Regions from separate parts of the Homo sapiens genome. Here region 2 is linked to region 1. Evidence: chromatin contacts called from ENCODE Hi-C or POLR2A ChIA-PET data. All regions are on one chromosome and are shown on one strand. Each heading gives the region's core, a stretch centred on a gene start or an enhancer-like site at or near the end of the contact. The rest is flanking DNA. Distances are from core to core; before and after follow the strand shown.

Evidence for each region. A loop is a pair of places that touch in the nucleus more often than their neighbours do. ChIA-PET counts read pairs that join two places held with the same protein, here RNA polymerase II (POLR2A). Pooled maps may share reads with other maps.
Region 2: a loop to region 1 is called in a pooled map, with 4 times the contacts of the local background. The contact joins the promoter of NFE2L1-DT here to the promoter of CDK12 in region 1. A Hi-C loop is called at or near these places in 1 of 50 pooled maps. POLR2A ChIA-PET finds 5 or more read pairs at or near these places in 2 of 52 experiments (activated B cell and activated CD8-positive, alpha-beta memory T cell).

Annotation. Positions count from the first base shown.
Region 1 is chr17:39,458,836-39,465,288 of GRCh38, reverse strand. CDK12 (cyclin dependent kinase 12) reads right to left here and starts at 3,803. Exons shown (of 14, transcript NM_016507.4): 1 at 2,172-3,803. The coding sequence starts at 3,217. RefSeq lists enhancers at 3,022-3,151, 2,177-3,376, 3,542-3,601, 3,692-3,741, 3,102-4,026.
Region 2 is chr17:48,046,803-48,053,255 of GRCh38, reverse strand. It overlaps NFE2L1-DT (NFE2L1 divergent transcript), which reads left to right and starts at 5,203. Exons shown (of 2, transcript NR_170231.1): 1 at 5,203-5,631; 2 at 6,286-6,375. It overlaps NFE2L1 (NFE2 like bZIP transcription factor 1), which reads right to left and starts at 4,897. Exons shown (of 6, transcript NM_003204.3): 1 at 4,794-4,897; 2 at 1,628-2,649. The coding sequence starts at 2,137. It also overlaps a transcript of COPZ2 not described here. RefSeq lists a silencer at 4,488-4,767 and enhancers at 4,318-4,919, 5,178-5,417, 4,920-5,521, 5,488-5,677, 5,522-6,125.

The DNA.
Region 1 (6,453 bases), core at 2,554-5,053:
AGATTACAAAATACATGGCTTTTTTTTTTTTTTTTTTAAGACTGAGTCTTACTCTGTCTCTGTCACCTAGGCTGGAGTGCAATGGCACGATCTCAGCTCACTGCAACCTCTGCCTCCCGGGCTCAACTGATTCTCCTGCCTCAGCCTTCCGAGTAGCTGGGACTACAGGCGCACGCCACCACACCCAACTAATTTTTTATATTTTTATAGAGACAGCATTTCACCACATTGGCCACGCTGGTCTCAAACTCCCTACCTCGTGATCCGCCCACCTCGGCCTCCCAAAGTGCTGAGATTACAGGTGTGAGCCACTCCTGGCCCAATTTTTTTTTTTTTTGAGACAGGGTCTCACTCTGTTGCTCAGGCTGGAGTGCAGTGGTGTGATCACAGCTCACTGCAGCCTTGACTTCCTAGGCTCAAGCAATCCTCCCACCTCAGCCTCCCAGGCAGTGGGGACTACAGATGTGCACCACCGCGACCAGCTAATTTTTTTTTTTTTCCTGTAGAGAACGGGGCCTCACTATGTTGCCCAGCCTGGATACAGCAAATATTTATTGTAGAATCTTGCTGTTACATATATGGGTGTTCACTACAACCTTTCTGTGCTGGAAAATTTTTTATAATAAAATGGAGGAGGAAACATTAAGAACTCCAGCCCTTGACAGCTAGGAACACTCTGCAGCTTGATGTACTCACACCATTTATGAATTGTAACTTTAAGTCAGCAAAAATTACACTGAAATACAAAAGCCATGCATGAGCCAGGCGTGGTGGCTCATGCCTGTAATCCCAGCACTTTGGGAGGCAGGAGGATTGCTTGAGCTCAGGAGTTCAAGACCATCCTGGGCAACAGGGCAAAACCCAGTCTCTACAAAAAAAAAAAAGAAAAAGAAAAAAAAAATTAGCCAGGCATGGTGGCATGAACCTGTAATCCCAGCTACTCAGGAGGCTGAGGTGGACGGATTGCTTGAGCCTGGGAAGTCAAGGCTGCAGTGAGCCAAGATGATGCCACTGCACTCCAGCCTAGGCAACAGGGCAAGATCTTGTCTTTCAAAAAAAAAAAAAGTCATGCATGAATTTTTTTCAAATTAGCACAATTTCTCTACCAGTGTTCAACATCCTCACTCATAATTTACTGAGTGATATTATGTACAAGGCACTGTGCTATGCACTTCAAATTGACTAATTTAATCATCACAACCCTTAAAAGTAGGTATTTATTATTCCCATTTTACACCTGAAGCAACTCAGGCAAGGAGAAATTAACTCATTTGCTAAAGGTCACAAAGCAACATTAGGATTCCACAAAGGTCTAACTAAAGCCCACATTCTGTTTTTGTGAACAGAAGTGAGGCCACAAAGGAGATACATCTCATTACCTAGGAACAAGAACACAGTTTTCCAAATAATTCACTCTAACAACAAAATTTCAAACTAGCATGCCTTTCTCGCAAAAATATAAAGAAGGCATTATTACTATGTGTTTTAGAGAAAGATTTTGAAAATTGTCAGCGGTCACAAGGTAGGTCAGTGATGATGCTGTAAAGAAAACCAAATTGTCCTTGGAACCAATTTCTGCTAGGTTATACCATTAAAAGGGTAACAGACTAATCAGCTGAATTTCCACTAAAACATCAGTTAAAAGACAGGAATCTTTTGTAAATAATTAAAACAGTGCCAAGTAGGAAATGAATAAATGTACAGGTTTGGGGATTCAGTGGACAACACAAATAGGATAAACTAGGCAAGTAACTTCCATACCAATTTCTTAAGTCTTCAACCAGGTCCCATAGAGTCTAAAGCACAAATACCAATGTGATTTTTAAAAATATAAAACTAAGCAACAGAAATAGCTAGACATGCTCTGGGAACTAGTATCAACTCCATCCACTCACTAAGCAGAAGCCTTTGACGTTTCTCACTCAGAAGCTTACAACTGAAGACCCCACCACTGGAAGTACCTACCTTTGGCGGTTTGAGGCCTATGTACTCTTCACTTCTCGAATTCTGGGTTAAGGGGAGACAGATTCACACACTGGAATGACTAGCCAACAGCAAAGTGTTCTAGTCAATGATGAACACTGCGGGCTTCCAGACAATGTTAACACGCTGAATGCCAATTCCTCGCAACCCACCCTAAATGAGGAAGGACTGTTAGACAAATAGCTCACCTGGGGAGTGGACTCCGACTCAGAGACCGCTTGCTCAGGAAAGGGCTGCTGGACCGCCTTCGACCATAGGGACTGGGCGATCGCCCGCTGTAAGAGCCACTTCTTTCGTAGCTGGACGACCGTCTCCTGCTATAGGGACTGACAGATCTCTGTCGCCTACTGTAGGGGCTCGGTGACCGGGTGCTGGACTGGTAGGCCGAAGGCTCCTTGTAAGGGGGACTGACCGACTGCCTTCTCGAGGTACTTCCAGGACTTTTCTTGTAGGAGTCATAATTGCTCGAGGTATGAGATCGTGAGGGACTAAGGTCATAATCTTGGCCATAAGAAGCTCCCGAGGGGCTATCATCTTGTTTGGAGCTGTCAGACCACTTCCTGTGGGGGCTCCTGGATCTCCGTTTTGGGCTGTCCACTGTTTTGTAACTTTTGGGTGTTTCCCTTTTTCGATGACTTTTACTCCGGTCTTTGTGCCCAGACTTCAGCTCCCGTTCTTTCCTGGTCTTCTCCTTGTGGAGCTTGGATGACCTGGATTCCTTGCTGCTGCTTTTGGCTACCTGCGCCTTCCCATAGTCATCAGTCTCCTCATTCGAACGCTTTGAACTTCCCGATATCCGGTCCTTCATCGATCCCGACTTGCTGGAGACTTCTTGGCTTTTTTCTTTTTCGGTCTGTTTAGCTTTTAGTAAGTCCCGGGAACGCCTGTGCTGGTGGTGACGATGTTTGTGCAGGCGGTCGCTCCGATCTGATCCACGACGTTCGTCGTTCTCCCTTCGGTCTAGTTTGAAGGCCATGTCATCGGAGAAGGTGTCGGAATCAGAGCTGATATCATCATACTCCACCAAAGGTTTGATAACTGTGCCCAGGGATGCTGCTTCGGGGGTCACCAACCCCATGTCTTTGGAGTGTTTGGACTTATGCCGCTTGTGCTTCGATACCAAGCGGTGACGCTCTCTGCTGTTAGAGCTGCCGCCTCCCGATGACGGCTGCAAAGTTCCAGAAGCTCCTCCACTCCCGTCCTTCTTGCCCCCATGTCTCTCTGAATTGGGCATTCCCTTTCCCCTGACCTGAAGAAGGGAAAAAAGTTCCCCAGCACTCCAAAAAGCAACCCCCACCCACCCCCCCAACCCCAACTCCACGCCCACCAAAGCGCCCCGGGAAGGGGGTGGGGAGGGCAGGGACGGTAGCCCAGGCTCCTCCTCCCTCCCGACGCCTCAGCACCCTTCTACATGAGGTGGGGGGTGAAGGAGCGAGGGAAGAAATGAGAGTTCCTCGGCAGTGGAGTTGCGAGACAACGGGGAGCTGCTCAAGTCTGTTTCCTCTTCTCCCTCCGCCGAGCCAGTCCTCAGGCCCGGGCGCCGGGGAGGTCCAGGAAGTGAGAAGCCGACGGCCCGGGGCTGTGGAGCCGACTCCAGCTCTGGGGCCCTGCGAGGACTACGCGGGCCCTTCCCCTACCCGGTAGCCCGGTTCAGGACGGCTTCCTGTCGCCGGGGTGCCGCGGCCTAGGTGCCTCACGCCCCCTTTGTCCCTCGCTCCTGAGGTAGCCCCCTTTCTTGCCTCCGTTTCACCTCCACACCACACACACTCTCTCCCTCACACAGACCCAGTCACACACTAGATTAAACCGAAACGGCACTTGGGGAAGGGGGGAGGGGCAATCCCAGAAATCGTCGCGAGAGTCCAGTAGCCTCTCGCGATGTTTCGTGCTTCGCTTTCACCTCATTCCCCTGCTTATCAAACAACGCGAGATCAGGTCCCAAACTAGAAACGCGTTTCACCTGAGTCTCGCGATGAGCTCCCGGAGCTCCCCGTTTGAGCAAAGCTTTATTGAAACGGAACAAACCGAGTTTTTTTTTTTTAACCAAAACTTTATCGGTAACTGATTAAACAAACACTCCCAGGCTCCGTGACAAAATAATTTCAACATCCTTTTTAACAAATCTTTTAACTACCAGGATGACTTTTTTTTGTTTGTTTTTTGTTTTCCTTTGAGACGGAGTCTCGCTCTGTAGCCCATCCTGGAGTGTTAGTGGCGCGATCTCGGCTCACTGCAACCTCCACCTCCTGGGTTCAAGCGATTCTCCTGCCTCAGCCTCCCGAGTAGCTGGGATTACAGGCGCCCGCCACCACGCCCGGCTAACTTTTTTGTTTTTAGTAGAGACAGGGTTTCACCATGTTGGCCAGGCTGGTCTCGACCTCCTGACCTCAAGTGATCCTCCCGCCTCGGCCTCCCAAAGTGCTAGGATTACAGGCGTGAACCGCCGCGCCGGGCCATTTTTTTGTTTGTTTGAGACAAGTTCTCTCTCTTTTGCCCAGACTGGAGTGCAGTGGCACGATCTCGGCTCACTGCAGCCTCCACCTCCTGGGCTCAAGCAATCCTCCCACCTCATCCTGCCGAGTACTTGGAACTATAGAGTCGCGCCACCACGCCGTGCTAATTTGTTTCTATTATTCGTAGTGATGGGGTTTCGCCATGTTGCCCAGGCTAGTCTCGAACTCCTAGACTCAAGCAATCCGCGATCCTTGGTCTTGAACTCCTAGAATGAAGCAATCTGCCCGTCTGGTCCTCCCAAAGTGGCGGGATTACAGGCTTGAGCCACCGCGCCCGGTTGAGATTATTTTTTACAGAGCAAAAGACAAATGTCGGGACATTTCAACCCAAGTCCCTGAGTGTTTTAACAGTGCTTCCCACATATAGGGTGTGTGCTACCTGCCAAGAATTTTACATACATTATCTCTAATTTTCACAATTATCCTGCAAAACACGAGATTTTCATCCCTGTTTTATAGAAAAGGAATCCCAGCCTCAGGGAAGTTGAATAATTTGGTCCAACAAGTGCCACAGTCAACATTCAAATTCATGTCTTTCTGAGACTAAAACACAAGCTCTTCCATCCTATGGTGTTGTCTCCTTACCAATCTTTGCTTCAAATCTCAGAACCTAAAAGCTCATCCCATCTTGAGATCCTCCCATGGCCGTTATTGGATAATTTAGCCTTTCATCCTCATACAAAAGATTATAATATGAACAAGAAAAGCATAGTATTAATTAACAAGAAAATAACACTATCTTACACTGGCCCCTCATTTATTACTTTTTAAAAAACTTTCGCCTACCTTAAGTCATTCCATCTTCACAACAGTCCTCTGAAATAGGTTGTATAAGTGAGAAAACTAAGGCATGGAGAAATGAAGGGGCTTGTCCAAAACGGAGAAGTTCAGCTGGTAAATTCAGGACCAGAAAACATTCTGAATTAAGGTAGTCTCAATTCTCAAAAATCACTCTCTGTAAATGTTCTTGTTCCTTTTGCTCACAGGGCGATCCAAAACATTTTTTTTTTTTAACCTAATTTTGTGTGTGTGTGTGAAGGGTCTCGCTCTGTCGCCCAGGCTGGAGTGCAGTGGCACAATCATAACTCACTGTAGCCTTCCCCTCATGGGCTCAGGTGATCCTCCCATCTCAGCCTCCTGAGTAGCTGAGACTACAGCCACAGGCCACCAGCCCAGCTAATTTTTATTTTTATTTTTTTGTAGAGATGGAGGGCTGGCTATGTTGCCGAGTCTGACCTCAGATGCCTGGGCTCAAGCATTCCATCCACTTTGGCCCCCAAAGTGTTAGGATTACAGGCGTGAGCCACCACGCCCGCCGTCTCTAAATGATTGAGTCCATAAATATTGGTTCTAAAATAAAAAGATCAGGCCAGGCACAGTGGCTCACTCCTGTAATCCCAGCACTTTGGGAGGCCAAGGTGGGCAGATCACAAGGTCAAGAGATGGAGACGATCCTGGCCAACATGGGGAAACCCCGTCTCTACTAAAAACACAAAAATTAGCTGGGCTTGGTGGCACACACCTGCAGTCCCAGCTACTCGTGAGGCTGAGGCAGAGGTTGAACCCTGGAGGCAGAGGTTGCAGCGAGCCGAGATCGCGCCACTGCACTCCAGCCTGGCAACAGAGCAAGACTCCGTCTCAAAATAAATAAGTAAATAATAAAAAAATTTAAAAAATAAAAAGACCAAGTTTTCCACGACAACTTTTTGATCTTCTATGGAAGTAAAATTAATGCTATCAAGAAAAAAGAAGTGGCTGGGAGCAGTGGCTCATGCCTGTAATCCCAGCACTTTGGGAGGCCAAGAGGGGAGGATCATTTGAGGTCAGGAGTAAGACCAGCCTGGCCAATGCAGTGAAACCCTGTTTCTACTAAAAATACAAAAATAGGCCGGGCGCAGTGGCTCACTCCTGTAACCCCAGCACTTTGGGAGCCGAGGCGGGCAGATCAGGAGGTCAG
Region 2 (6,453 bases), core at 3,954-6,453, 8.6 Mb before region 1:
AAAGTCCCATCCCATTCGGCCCCAACCCACCCAATAATATCCAAAATATCCCATCCCATCCCAGCAGGAACAGATATGCAGCTACCCTGCAGGGTTTCCAGGAGCAAACCCAGTTACACCCACCCCTGGGGGAGCTACCCTGGGGGAGGAGCATAGAGCAGAGACTGGGAAGCACACTTCAGAACACTGTGCCAAGATTAGAGCCCACTTGAAGGAAAGGGGAAGCAGAAGAGAGGTGAAGTTCCAAGTGGCCCTGTAAGAAGCTAAATTAACAGGCCCTGAAAGGTAAGAAATGTTCCTGGCTCCTGCGCTCAGATAATCCTAGTCTCTCTCAAAGCAGGTCCAGTATGAGCCATTTGAGCACAGAGCCGAGTGTCTCAATCCCTGCACTACTGACACTTGGGGTCAGACAAATCTGTTGTTTGAAGGTGTTCTGTGCCATTCAAGATGTTAACCAGCATCCTTGGCCCCTACCCACTAGGTGCCAGTAGCAACCCCGCCCCAAGATGTGACAACCAAAACTGTTTCACGATATTGCCACCTGCACCCTCGGGGACAAAATCACCCCCAGTTGAGGACCACTGGCCTAGAACAAGCCATACTCTTTGACAGTCACTAACAGTCAGAGAACTAAGCTCAGGAAAAGACTACAGAGCAGGGAAGGAGGGAAAACGTGGTCTGACCTGGCAGGCAGAGAAGCCCATTTCTGTAACATCTGTAAAACTTTTTACATTCCTTCACATGCCACCTCCAAAAACCCAATCGGGCTTTCTCCTTCCCTAATGGCCAGGGGAGTGCAGTGGGCCTCTTTCCCGGCTACTTAAGGCTGGATGGCAAGCGAGAGCCATACAAACCCAGAGCTCAAAGCAATCTTATGTTGGTGAGGCAGGGGCAGCAGCAGCCATTCACATCTTGAAAGGCAAAGAACTGCATCGCTTTCTGCCCAGAACAGTATGTCAGCCATGTGACAAGAGCTAAGGATCTCTTCTGACAGCTCAAAGCAAGTTGACTTGGGCAGCAGAATGCAGTTTCTCTTTCTAGCTCCCAGACTTCTCTTCCCTACTCCCTGCAGTGGGCCTTTTGCAAAGATTGGAAGCCTTGGCCCTCTCCTGGCCAAGAATAACTATCCAAATCTACCCTTTGGCTCAGGCCCAGGAGGTCTGAATTATCAGGACAATACAACAACAGGCCTCGCCACAAAGGAGAACTTCAGGGTATGTCTGTGTTCTGATGTGGGGGGAGGTACAAAACAAGAGTCCAAAAAGTATTTGTGTCTTAGCAACAGATGTACACTGCATCAAAGCCCATCACAACATGACTCCTCCCCCACCCCAGGCCTCCAGCAGTCACGCTGAAATCCAAGCAGTAAACACCCTGGCATGTGTAGGAACCTCCCACTGCCCTGACAGTACATTTAGAGGTAGGTCAATGGTTCAACACAGGGAAATGCTCCCAGCCCCCAATCCTAAAGTCAGAAAGTTCAGCCCATCCCTACCCAAGAACAGTGCCTGAGGCCCTGCTGAAACCTGTCTGGCTCTTTACAGGGCTCAGTGTTCTGACCACAATCCTTTGGGACCAGCCCACCCCCAAGCCCCAGGCCCCACACACCCACCACAGGTCCACTAACCTCTTTGGTTAAGTCTCCACTGACTGGGGGGGCTACAGCCCCCAAATCCTCCAAATCTTCACCGAATCCCTGCTCCGTTTCGCTTTCTCGCACCCCGTTGTCTGGGCCTGTCACATCTTGGAGGCCACTGGAACTCTCGAGGGCGAGGCCTGAGTTGGGCTGACTGCCAGAGACAGACCCCTCTGGGTCTCGGTGAACCAGCCAGGCATTTACCTCAGTGGTTGGCACCTGGAACCTGTCCAGGGCCCTCACCTGACTGAGGAGCCGCCGGGCAGTGAAGTAATTGTCCAGGTCTATGCTCTTGGGGTGGATACCATAGCCATCCAAGGTATTCCTCAGGTTGTGGAACTGGGTCTGAGTATAGGCAGAACTGGGCCCCAGGATGATCTCCCGGAGTGGGGGAAGCTGTGAGGTCAGGTAAGTATCCACGTCCACCCGTACCCCAATCAAACTCAGCAGAATGGTGAACTGGAGAAGTCCTTCCGTTAAGTATTTCTTCAGAGAAAGCATTGCTGAAGGACCAGAATGTTTATGCTTTTTGGTTTTTAAAATCTTCCAAAAGACAAATCAAGGCCACTGCTCTGCCGCTCCAGCCAGCAGGTTACCCTCCTCAGTGTCAAACCCCGTACCCCACCCTGGCAGAACACAAGGGATGAGCTCCCTGACGGCCCCAGAGGAAAGCACACCCTGTGGAGCCAAGGCCAAGGACACACTCCAGACCACATTCACTTTCCCTTCTCGACACCTCACCTCTGAAAGTACAACTGTTCCTAACCCAGTCCAGGTCCTCAAGGGCCCACGTGACTTACTTTCTCCACAGTCCACATACAGTCACTTCCTCACTCACATTAGTTGTCCTCTCTGTAGATTCCAATGCAGGCTGTTCTCAGGAACAGCTGATGGATTTTTTTTTTCCTTCTCCCTCCTAAGGTTTATTTTCTTTGGCTGGAGCTACAGGCCTTTCGTCTTGGGTCAGAGTGTCCCGCCTCCTCCACACTTACCAGGGGGGTTTCCAGAGAAACCTGAAATGGGAATCACAAAAGCAACAGGATAAGATTCCATACTTTTCACATCATGATCAGGGTAGGAAAACCTTCACAGTAGAAGGTAGAAAACACATTCAAAGGACACTTTCACTTTTTTTTTTTTTGAGACAGAGTCTCACTCTGTCGCCCAGGCTAGAGTGCAGTGGCGTGATCTGTGCTCACTGCAACCTCCACCTTCTGCATTCAAGCGATTCTCCTGCCTCAGCCTCCCAAGTATCTGGGATTACAGGCGCCTGCCACCACGCCCTGCTAATTTTTGTATTTTTAGTAGAGATGGGGTTTCACTATGTTGGCCAGGCTGGTCTCAAGCTCCTGACCTCAGGTGATCTGCCCGCCTCGGCCCCCCAAAGTGCTGGGATCACAGGCGTGAGCCACTGTGCCTGGCCTAAAGGCCACTTTTACAGGAAGAAAGGACTACTTACACTCTCAGAAAAAAAACCCAAAATATAGCAACCGATCATAGAAGAACTATCAAAGAAAGCTACTGATCACGAATGATCTCAGTTACTGAATATTAAATGTGCAATATCCTAAAATGTAGCTTGGTTTGAATAAGCAGACAATAACCAGGTCATCCAAAATATCTTACACCTTTGTTTTATTTACCAGCCCTCCTCCCCCACTACAGGCGCATTACCCAGCTTCTATTTTCACATGAGAAGCCCATTTCCTGTCTTAAAAGTAAAGCTGGATTTTCACCCCTCGGGAGAAAACCACCCATAACAGTTGTCTTTTCTCAGTTCAAAAAGGCAAGATTATTAAACAGTGAGAGTGTGGAAGGACAAAAGGACAATGTTCAGGCCACCACTTCACCCAGAAGAAGAATGCCTTTTGTTTTCTGAACTTTGAAATCTGATTTCCCTTTCCTATCCTCACAACTTACAAAAGAAAAAAAAGGAAAAGGGCCGACGCCTGTAATCCCAGCACTTCGGGAGGCCGAGGAGGGCGGATCACCCGAGGTCGGGAGTTTGAGACCAGCCTGAACAACATGGAGAAACCCCATCTCAACTAAAAATACAAAAATTAGCCGGGCGTGGTGGCGCATGCCTGTAATCCCAGCTACTCGGGAGGCTGAGACAGGAGAATCGCTTGAACCCAGGAAACGGAGGTTGTGGTGGGCCGATATCGCGCCACTGCACTCCAGCCTGGGCAACAAGAGCAAAACTCCGTCTCAAAAAAAGAAAAAAAAGAAAGAAAAGAAAAGGAAAGAAAAAAAGGAGAGGGATGGTGGGGGCCCTACTACGCAGGACTATTCCGTCCAGAATTTGCATAGGCAGGTTTTATTTTCATTCATATGACCTTCTGAGCCAAAGCAGAAGGATATGGCCACGTTCTCTAGCCAGACTGCCCAGTGCAGAGGAAGTAAATCTGTTTCTGGTCTCCACTTTTGAGCTTCCATTAATGTCACAAACCAAGACATACCGCCTCTCCTCTCCTGCGTTGTGACCCATCTACCAACTTCATTCTACAGGGGGAGAGCGAGCTATACGTACACACACGAACGTGCGCACACACACACACTCACACTCCCTCTCTCTGGTCAGAGTAAACACAATTGCGACCCAGAATTCCTGCTTACGCTACCCTCCCGTTCTCACGCAATTTATTACTAAAACCTCCCAGGAGCCAATTAAGTTCGAGGAACCGGACAAAGTCCCTTAAAAATCAAGTAGGTGCAGGGCCCATAGCCTGAGGCTGGTCCCACCCTGCCCGGATACCCGAGTCCGGCTGAGACCAAGTCGCCATGCCCACTCTCGGCGCCGGAGCTTCTAGCCTCCAGGGGCGGCCAGCGAACAAGTGCTACTTCCCTGGCCTTGACCCACCCTTACAGCAAACCCCACCCCGCCCTCCGTCCCGATGGCCCCACCCCACTCCCAAGTCCAGGCCTCACACCACGCCTTCTCGTGCCCTCAACCCTGCCCAGTCCATCCCACCCCGGAGCCAGCTTTCCTCTCGGCCCCGCGCGGGGCCCCTCCCTGTCAGGCCCAGGGCCGGGCTCTGGCGGGAACCCCGCTCGGCCCCCGCCTCCTGCACCTCAGCACCATCCCGTCGCCCCATAAGCCTCGGCCCCGCGGCGCTGCAACCCTCCCTTCTGGGAAAGGAATGTGCCCGATACCCACTGCTTAGCTCGGCGTCCGCCGCTGCCTCCACAGCAGGCCCTAAGCCCGAGTCCCGGCCTCGCCGCCGCCACCGCCGGCCGGCCTAGAGCTCGGAGCCTCCGCTTACCTCCCCGCCCCCTCCTGCTACCGCACTCGGAAACCCGCCCGCCGCAAACACCCTAGGAACAGTTTCTCCAATCAACGAGCCGAGGCCGGGGCCGTCGACGGATGTCCCTCTGATTGGCAGCAGAGAGGGCCCAATGGCTGAGTGTACCTCCTCATCCCCGGACCTGATTTCCCAAGACTGACATAATTCCCGGCCCAATGAGTACCTAGGCCCGCCCCGCGGTATGGACCCACCAATGAGGAGGGCGAAGGCCCTAGTGTCTGGCATTCTGGGCCCCTCGGCCGCGCCTTCGCGGCGGGCGATGTTAGTGGGCTTGGGCGTTGGGTGAAGTATCCAGGTTGGGCGCTTCCAGCGCTTTCTGTGGCGGGGGAATGAAGGCCTAGGTCAGGGAATAGGAAGGTGTATCGCCGCCAGAGTGCGGAACACCCTCGCCTTGAGGGTTCCCACAGTGACTTGCAAAAGTCTAGTGAGACCCGAGAATGCTGAGGCGGGACACGAAGCATGTGGTTCTTGTGGTTGCGACGCTCGTGCCGCCATCTTGGGTGCTGGCGGCGGAAACCGGTACCCCAACTTCCCCTCGGTGCGAACCTGGAGAAGCCACCCCAGCTGTGAGGGACGGTTGCGCCTCATGGCCCAGGCAAGGGTACCTTCGCTGGAGCAGTACCGCGGACGGATATCATGAGGGTGGTGGGACGTTGGCGGAACGTTGGCGGAACGTTGGCGGTGTGAGAGGTGTGGGGTAATGGCGATTTTTGTCATGGTAGAAACAGCCCAAAGGACCCCCCTCGTTTGGCCTCCCACGCAGCTTAGTCTTGCTTTTTTAGGGATGTTTCTCATTTTTTAATTTCTCCAGTCCCATCTGGTTATATTGCCAAAACATGTTTGTGACTCTCAAACGTTAGTTTACTCCCAGCATCACTTGGGGAGCTTGCTAAGCTACGAATTCCGAGGTCCCACTGGAGAGTCTGATTTAATGACCCTGGAGTGGCGGCCGGATAACCTGCCTGCTGGGGTGATTTTAACGCAGCTGATGCGAAGACCCCATTTAGGGAATCATTGGGTTGGCGTTTGCAATGCGTTCCTCCCAGCTATAGGACAAAGAGGTGTCAACTCAACTGTGTCTTCTTAGAAGAGCCCATTATTTATAGGTGAGTCATTAGTCCCTGTACAACTAAGGACAAGGCCAACTGATAACTCAGTAAATAATCGAGTCCATTTTGTGCTTGCGAGTTAGGGGCTTAATTTGGGGTGGTTTGCAGATTAAGTACTTTCACTGCATATAATAAACGTACACCAGCAAACCACTCATGGAATTCTTAAAAAAACTTCTGAGCTAGTTTACCAGTTTCAAAGACTAATTCAGAGAGCATGTTTTACCTATTCTAGGCTGGACTGGAACTCCTGGACTCAAGCGATCTTTCCATTTATCAGGGACTACTGACGCGTGTCTCCCAATAAATACCTGAGTATAAACAACATGAGGACTAGAATTTTGTGCGTTAACTGTTATAACTTAGTAGACACTCAAATACTGAGTACTTGAAGGGGGACTCA